3 separate regions of the Homo sapiens genome follow, and all the other regions are linked to region 1. The links are chromatin contacts, found by Hi-C or POLR2A ChIA-PET in ENCODE. All regions are on one chromosome and are shown on one strand. Each heading gives the region's core, a stretch centred on a gene start or an enhancer-like site at or near the end of the contact. The rest is flanking DNA. Distances are from core to core; before and after follow the strand shown.

Region 1 (2,565 bases), core at 41-2,540:
TCTGTACTATTAAAATTACACTAGTATCTAAGGGGTAATAATTTTTTTTTAATGTTATAAGATTTAGTCTTACATTTAATATTTTGTGATATTCCTGTACAACAAAATGAGAATATGTGCTGAAGATTTTAATTTCATTTAGTTGGCAATTAAGCAGCAAAAAAAGAAAATCATGAATGTCTGAATATGAATGTTTAATGGAAAACAAAATCTATAAAAATTAGATTTAAAATCACTAATTATAATTTCTTAGATAATTGAGGTAAAATACTTTTAATTATAAAAACAGGAGAGGCATTTTTGAAGTTTCTATTTCTGTTTCATATAATCTTCCCTCTCTAGCTTCTTTTTCCTTACCAGGAAATCATCTGGCTCTTCATGTCTTGTGCTGTCATGTCACATTGGTTTAGAACCAACATTATGAGACAGCCCAGTCAAACATAAAGAATGTAATGCATGAAACCTAAATTTTATTTTAATGTAGACTTGGATATATATTCAGCAGTTGATATATCATTTCAATTCACAGTGTCAAAACAATCAAAAGATAAATACAAATTGATCCATATTTGAATGAATGTAACTTTACTCTTAATCAGATTTGCAAATAAAGAATGTATTTCTTACTACTTACTAATTAATAGCTGCACATTACAGCCTAAAATGAAATCTCAGTTCTGAGACTCTGCAAGAAGCTCTTATCAGTTATAATTTTATTTTTATTATACCGTTTAATATAATAGTTAATTGCTACATATCAGATGGACAGTGTTATTCTTTCAAGATCTTTTCACTTATTAATGCCCTAGTTAAATATCTTTCAATTGTTTTTTTCAGTTTACATCATCTCAAAACTAATTGGAGCAGAAACTTGATCTGCATATTTCTAAAGTTATTCCCTTTTGTCTAAAAAAGAATGATGAGTATTAACTTTTTGTAAAAAAATTTATTTCAGTGATAATATGCAGCATGCATACTGGGAACTGAAGAGAGAAATGTCTAATTTACATCTGGTGACTCAAGTACAAGCTGAACTACTAAGAAAACTGAAAACCTCAACTGCAATCAAGAAAGGCAAGTCACTGTTTACCGGAAACCACTGATTCCAGCCAAACTGCCTGAAGAGCAACTAGCTGTCATATCTTATCAAAATCTCATCAAATGAGAGATTGATAAGCCAAAGTATATATAGTACATTCGCAGCCTACCCATTCTCTGCTTTGGCTTCAGTCTCATACTGGTCAACTTCACACATAAAGGTGTTGCTGATGTGTTTTTTCTTCAGTACTGTATTCTTTTCCCCTTGTGGCTTTTCTCAGCCAAGTGTTGCTTATGTGTATAAGACTGAGGTGTTAAGTTTGCTCTAGTTGACCTTTTACCACAGCTACTTCATATATTTGAAAAAAAAAAAAAAAAGACACCAAAAGCAAATTTTCATTCCAGTGCTACAGAATACACCAAACACCTAGCTTTTTAGGTTGTTTTGAAAAAGAAAACAAACTTTGATTCATTATTTGGGTTTTTGCATTTCTTATAAGCTTTTCTTTCCATAAAGGATATAGCTGATTACAACGAAGACTAGGTGTTCTCCCCTTATGCCCTTCAACCAAACAAAAATTTTCATTGCTTTGCCTTTCATATTTAACTGCTTGACTGATTTAACTTCTTGAGTTTTGTGTTAACTAGTAGTAGCTACTTTCGCCAAAGCTATTTTTATACCTTGGAGAAAAATCAGTACATTTGTACCTAGTATTACATAACAGGTATATTTCTGAAAAGTTGTGTGATACAAATTTGAATGCCCTAAAATTTACTTTTTAAAAATGAGATAGGACTTTTTATAAAAGATTATCACCATCTAGTTTAAAATTACTTATTTATATTTCACATTGTCTTAAAGAGGACACAAGAGGATTGTGTCATAAATAGTTCTCCTCAGGAGTGTTTATTAGTGAGGAAAAATGTTAAATTTTGGGAAGGAAAATTGAATGTAGAACTCCTTTTCATTTTTAGAGAGTTGGTTACATATAAATCAGGGAAAATAGTATGGTGTTTTAGCAAGTCCAGCTTAATTTTTGGTTCACTTTGTCCTTGAGTTTTCCAGTGGTCAGAGTTATATATGAGACCAAAGGTTGAATGTACAAATAAGATCTCTCTATAAAGGGACTCACAGAGTAATTCTGCATTGAGTTTTCAATGTAGCTTTGTTTACATGATAAATAGAACTACCAAAGAATAATAAAGGAGCAATGCTCTTTTCATACTTGGACATGGCTCATCCTTGTGTTCCTTCCTAGCTGATTAATATTTTTCGGTGCTTTGGAACATAAGTTTTCTAGCACTTTTCCTATGACAGTGGTAGGCTCAAGGTCACCACTCCTTACACAGAACTCATTGCTTTGAGGAGTACAGAGATGAGACTAGAACCACCTTTCTCCTGACCTTTGTATCACCTTTTTTCCAAAGCCAAACACTACACTTCCAGTTCTCCTCCATCCATATCCACCCTCCCAGGAAAAACAATGAACTTATTTTATAATGTCGTTCAATCTGTTTCTTCTAAAA
Region 2 (2,565 bases), core at 21-2,520, 790 kb after region 1:
TCCCCTAAATGAGAATGCTTTGAATCAAATAATACTTCTTCCTTCCGCTGTGTCTGTGCCAACAGTGGCAGCTGAGTTCATTTTCATTACCTCAGCATTGTTACCAAGAGTTTAAATAGGTTGACTAACATTTGGAACACCAGGACAGAGGCTCTGTTTTTCTGGGCTTTGTAAAATACCTAATATAGTGACAATATGTGGGCATACAGATATATTGTAATTATATACTAGAAATGACACAGAGTACCTAGACTCCTCTGGGTAGAAAAAAGCCAAGCTTTGATTTCCACACTCAAACCAGCTGAAAAGTCAGAGCTTTTTTTCATTTGTAATTCCTCACTTTCTGAAAGCAAACTGAAATGCCTGTGGCCAAATGCCTTCTCTGAGTCAAATCCAGGTTGAGTCCTCCATGAGCTCAAAACCTGCTCTGTGTGTGTGTGTGTGTGTGTGTGTGTGTGTGTGTGTGTGTGGTCATCTTGATTTCTTTCAACCATCTTAAATGGCTTGATTTATTGCCCAATGTCACTGAAATAAAAACTAGCCGTTAGGGTAGCCCAAATTGTCAAATCACTGGTTTTCAAGCTGCTGTTTTTTGGTTCCTGGTCCTGGCATGACACCGTGACTTTATAGAACATTCTCCATTGTAGAATTCTGGGTGGTCTTGAGGTCCTTTCCCAGTACTAAACGGTACCAGGCATAGCACCAATGGGAGGAACATCAGGAAGATGTCCTTTTTTTTTTTCTTTTTTTTTTTTCTGAGACAGAGTCTCACTCTGTCTCCCAGGCTGGAGTGCAATGGTGCTATCTCGGCTCACCGCAACCTCCACCTCCCAGGTTCAAGTGATTTTCCTGCCTCAGCCTCCTGAGTAGCTGGGATTACAGGCGTATGCCACTACACCTGGCTAATTTTTGTATTTTTAGTAGAGACGGGGTTTCACCATGTTGGTCAGGCTGGTCTCGAACTCCTGAACTTGTGATCTGCCTGCCTTGGCCTCCCAAAGTGCCGGGATTACAGGCGTGAGCCACCGCACCCGGCCGGAAGATGTCATTTCAAAGCCATGTTGTTCTTTCAGATTCTAGAGTTGATGGTTAACACTGGCAGTCCCTCCTGACTGCCCTCCCGACGCACACTCCCAGGCTAATGAGGAAAAGTCCTAGAGAGCAGCATCAGATGCTTGTTCATGTATAGAGTTTGGTCAACATCACCAGCCCCGGCCCTCCTCTAGCTGACAAACAGGCAGTTGTCTATTTTGGCTTTGACTAGACTCTACTTCCGTTTACCTCAGTCATATCCTTTTTAGATTTGTTTCTCTCCCTTCCCCCACCTTCCTCTTTCCCACTGTTATTTATAAACGTTATACACTTGTTTACAGAGAAAAGAACAAACTTTAAAATTAATTGTTGATACAATTGCCAAATGAATAATGTCCAGGTGTCCGCTTTTAAGCATCACAGGCATCTCTAGTCATCGCTTTTTAGTTGTTACCCTAGGATTGAGAAGACCAACAGCAGGAAAGGTGGTGACTCACACTCAGAACCCAAAAAACAAACACCCACTAATGACTCACACCCTGGAACCAGGGAGATTTTGAGACTTTCTTTTGCTGAAAAAATGCATATGCAAACAACATTCCCATCACCAGGAGGCCAAGCTGGCTCTTCCTGCACGGAATGGGGCTCTGCTGAGGTGGCTGCGAGTCAGGGATGTGTCACCGACCCAGGGATGGAGTTTACTGGGTTAGTAGATGGAGGGCAGCTAAAACTAGAATTTCTTCTTTGCTTTTTTCCAAATGCCTGCTGGAGAAAATCCGATGTATCCTGTGTGAGTCAGTTGTGAGTGTATCTGCTGGGATAAGGGCAAGTTAAGTCACCACTCTCCATCCCCTCTGCTTGTTTTAATTGTGATTTTAATTAGCACGCAGGTCATCTGAGCAGAGGTGTGGCCTTTCATCTGAATGTGGATTTTCTGTCTGTGTGGTCCTTGATTGGCTACTTGGATCTTATAATGATAAAAGAATTTTTAAAGTACCTTTTCTTTCCAAAGTTTAGGGCTTTACTGAACTTTAAATATAAACTTAGGGCCCTCTGTTTATATTTAGATAAAAAAAGAATTGTGAAGATAAAGGATCTTTTGTGGCAAAGTGCTTTGAAACCCTGAGATGAAAGGGAACCCGTAAAGAGAAATTAACCTCATTTATTTTTTAAGCAGCATTTTGCTGCGTGTGTGGACAAATGTAATTTGAGGCAGCTTGAATTAAGAGCCTTGTCTTCACTCCACTCATAACCCTCCCTGTCTCCAACTGAGTCGAAGCACCTCTTTTTTCTTTCACTTCTCTATTCCTCAAGCCAGAGCTTGTCTGGTAGGGAAGGCAAATTCAGGCTTGTAATCCATCCTCTCCCCCCAGGTCTGACTACTCCCTGGCTGGACTTCCGCAGGGGCACCCAGTCCCCTTTGTGGAAGATCCAAAGCTCAACACAGAAAGGGAAAAGCAAGATGTGTGGAGTGGGAGACTTGCTTGGCTTTGCTTCCATTACTTTTGAGAACTCTCATTACATTCCTGAATC
Region 3 (2,565 bases), core at 23-2,522, 740 kb after region 1:
CAGCCAGCTGCATATTGACCTTCAACTCCCACGAGTGTCCCTGCCAAAATGATACAGTTACTTAATTTCCAGAGTCAAAATTATCAATAAAGCCCAAAGGCTTTCTCTCAATAGACAATGGGTATGTGTTTCGGTGTTTGGGTGTGGATGTGTGTTTGTGTGTCACAAAGAGAGAGACTTTCACTCAAAAGACAAGGTATGTGTGCATGAGTACATGTGTATTAGAGAAAGAAAGAGAGAAAGAGAGCAATGAAGACAGAGCACAGCTTTGTTAGAATGGTGAGGGGAGACCCAATGTTAGTTTGCTTCCAGGACTTGATGGAGATTATTGGTTTTTCTTTGAAAGCCCATTCCTCAGCCTAGGTAAAAGCTTTTCCTAGTAGACCGTGATTCATTAACATCCTGTCCTTCTGGGGAGGAAAAGACACGAAAATTTAAGGCAAGATTCCAGGCTGGAAAAGAGCTGTTGTTGAGACAAAGCTTTGATGGAAGGTGAAAGCAGGCCTGGAACCATGTGTGTCATAGTGATTATTTTTTATGGCTCAACGTCAAAATGCCTCTGCTACTTGTTAGTTTGGGGTTTGGTGGGACAGAAAAGAGGAAGGCTATGAGGAGAGTAAGGAACAAAGAGGGAGAGTTTGCAGAAAAATTTTTAGAGCAATTGAAGCTTGATAATACTGGATGTGTCCTGCCTTTTCTGTTGTTGCTTTCATTTGTTGAAGCATTTCATAAGTAGATCACATGTTCACAATAGAAAAGTGAATCTATTATGCAAAATGTCCCAGTTGGAAACTCGTAAGTTCTGAAGGGAAAATACTCTTTTTCAGCTTAATTCCCACTGGCAAAATTTCATACAAACAGACTGCTGTGTGACTGTTTGGAACTGTTGACTAAACCAAGCTCTAAGGGAAATGAAAGTATCCTTTCGTCTGTGCACAACCACTTCTTTATTTTTCCCTTTGCCATTTACCAACTTAATGCATCTGTGTTGACAGCTAAAGACTGATGATTAAATTAGACAACAGTTCCTATTACATTTTAAGATTATGTTAAACACTTGAACATATTGCAATTCTCTAAGGCTGAAATGACTCCTGTAATCTTTCATCAAGATTTATAATCACTATTTCCTTCACTGACAGTATCAAAAAGCTACAGTGGTCAGGGAATGTTCCAGCCACATTGGCAAGAGGATATGATTATATTCTCCAGTGGAAGTTGTAACTTCCGGTTGCCTTTTTCCCTGTGAAAACAATGATTTCCGGTTACCTTCAAGGGTACTGTGACTTTATGACACATCACTTCAGAAAACCAGCTCTGTGGTTGTTGAAGGTGACCCAGGAGAGATGATGAATTTCTCTTTCTTTGGAAATCAGATTTTTCTCTCCTCGAAGACAGAAGAGGAAGTAACATTCTAGGCCAGCACCCATTATTGTGCAAGAAGACTTGGATTTTATCAAAAGTGATGATTAATTGAATTTACATCTCTCAGCATGCACCTCCCACTCCAGGACTGATTTTTGTTTTTCTTTACAGAAAATTTATTTCTCCTTCTTCAACCTTGCATTGTGCATATAGCCATTGAAAACAAAACAGTCACCAGTGTTTTCCATGAAGGCTTTTGCTGAAAAAGAAATCAGCCTCTTCACACTTTTATGTTATCAACAGAGAAGAAAAGAGATGAGAAAGCCAGAAAGATGAATAGCATTCCTATCTTTCTCATTCTTGCTTTTCTTCTCCTGTTAGTGTTCATTCTTTGGCTCTTCTGTTTTTACTTTTTGCTGCATTTATATCTTCTTTTTTGTTTTCTATCCCTTTACTTTGCTTTCCCTTCCCAACCCACACACCTCCTTTGCTCAGGAGGAAATCTCCTCTCCTGGGAGGAGCAAAGAGATAGAATAGAGAAAAAGCATGCAGTAACAGCAATGGAATTCTAATGTTCTCACTCATATGTGGGAGCTAAAAAGTTGAGCTCACAGAAATAGAGTAGAATTGTGGTTACTATGGGCTAGGAAGGGTGGGGGATGGGAGATAGAGATTGGATACGGAATACAAAAGGACAGATAGATAGGAAGAGTAAGCTCTAGTGCTCTATAGAACTATAGGGTGACAATAGTTAACAATAACTTATTGTATATTTTCAAATAGCTAAAAGAGAAGATTTTGCATGTTTCTCTTTTTTTGACATAGAGCTTCGTTCTGTCGCTGGGATTACCAGCATGAGGTATGGCACCCTGTGGATTTTGAATGTTTCCAAAACAAAGAAATGATAAATGTTTTGAAGTAATAGATACACTAATGAACCTGATTTAATCATTACACATTGTATACAGATATCAAAATGTCACGTCGTACCTATAAATATGTACATTATTCCATGTTAATTAAAAATAAAATAAAGCCAGGCACAGCGACTCATGCCTGTAATCCCAGAACTTTGGGAGGCCGAGGCGGGCGGATCACTTAAGGTCAGGAGTTTGAGACAGGCCTGGCTAACATGGCAAAGCTCTATCTCTACTCAAAATACAAAAATTAGCTGGACTTGGTGGTGGTATGCACCTGTAG

Evidence for each region. A loop is a pair of places that touch in the nucleus more often than their neighbours do. ChIA-PET counts read pairs that join two places held with the same protein, here RNA polymerase II (POLR2A). Pooled maps may share reads with other maps.
Region 2: a pooled map shows a loop between it and region 1 (5-fold over the local background). The contact joins two enhancer-like sites. A Hi-C loop is called at or near these places in 3 of 50 pooled maps. POLR2A ChIA-PET finds 5 or more read pairs at or near these places in 2 of 52 experiments (OCI-LY7 and activated T-cell).
Region 3: a pooled map shows a loop between it and region 1 (8-fold over the local background). The contact joins two enhancer-like sites. A Hi-C loop is called at or near these places in 7 of 50 pooled maps. POLR2A ChIA-PET finds 5 or more read pairs at or near these places in 4 of 52 experiments (activated CD4-positive, alpha-beta memory T cell, activated CD8-positive, alpha-beta memory T cell, activated T-cell and 1 more).

Annotation. Positions count from the first base shown.
Region 1 is chr3:28,325,341-28,327,905 of GRCh38, reverse strand. AZI2 (5-azacytidine induced 2) reads left to right here. Exons shown (of 8, transcript NM_022461.5): 7 at 956-1,074. Among named protein-coding and RNA genes, the nearest start is that of ZCWPW2, 22 kb to the left of the region's middle. Within about 2 kb of position 1,290, at least 3 of the 41 ENCODE cell types and tissues checked have a DNase peak (open chromatin) inside an H3K27ac peak, as active enhancers do.
Region 2 is chr3:27,533,141-27,535,705 of GRCh38, reverse strand. No RefSeq gene overlaps it. Among named protein-coding and RNA genes, the nearest start is that of SLC4A7, 50 kb to the right of the region's middle. RefSeq lists a silencer at 1,554-1,848 and enhancers at 1,216-2,159, 2,160-2,565. Within about 2 kb of position 1,270, at least 26 of the 41 ENCODE cell types and tissues checked have a DNase peak (open chromatin) inside an H3K27ac peak, as active enhancers do.
Region 3 is chr3:27,589,388-27,591,952 of GRCh38, reverse strand. No RefSeq gene overlaps it. Among named protein-coding and RNA genes, the nearest start is that of SLC4A7, 110 kb to the right of the region's middle. Within about 2 kb of position 1,272, at least 8 of the 41 ENCODE cell types and tissues checked have a DNase peak (open chromatin) inside an H3K27ac peak, as active enhancers do.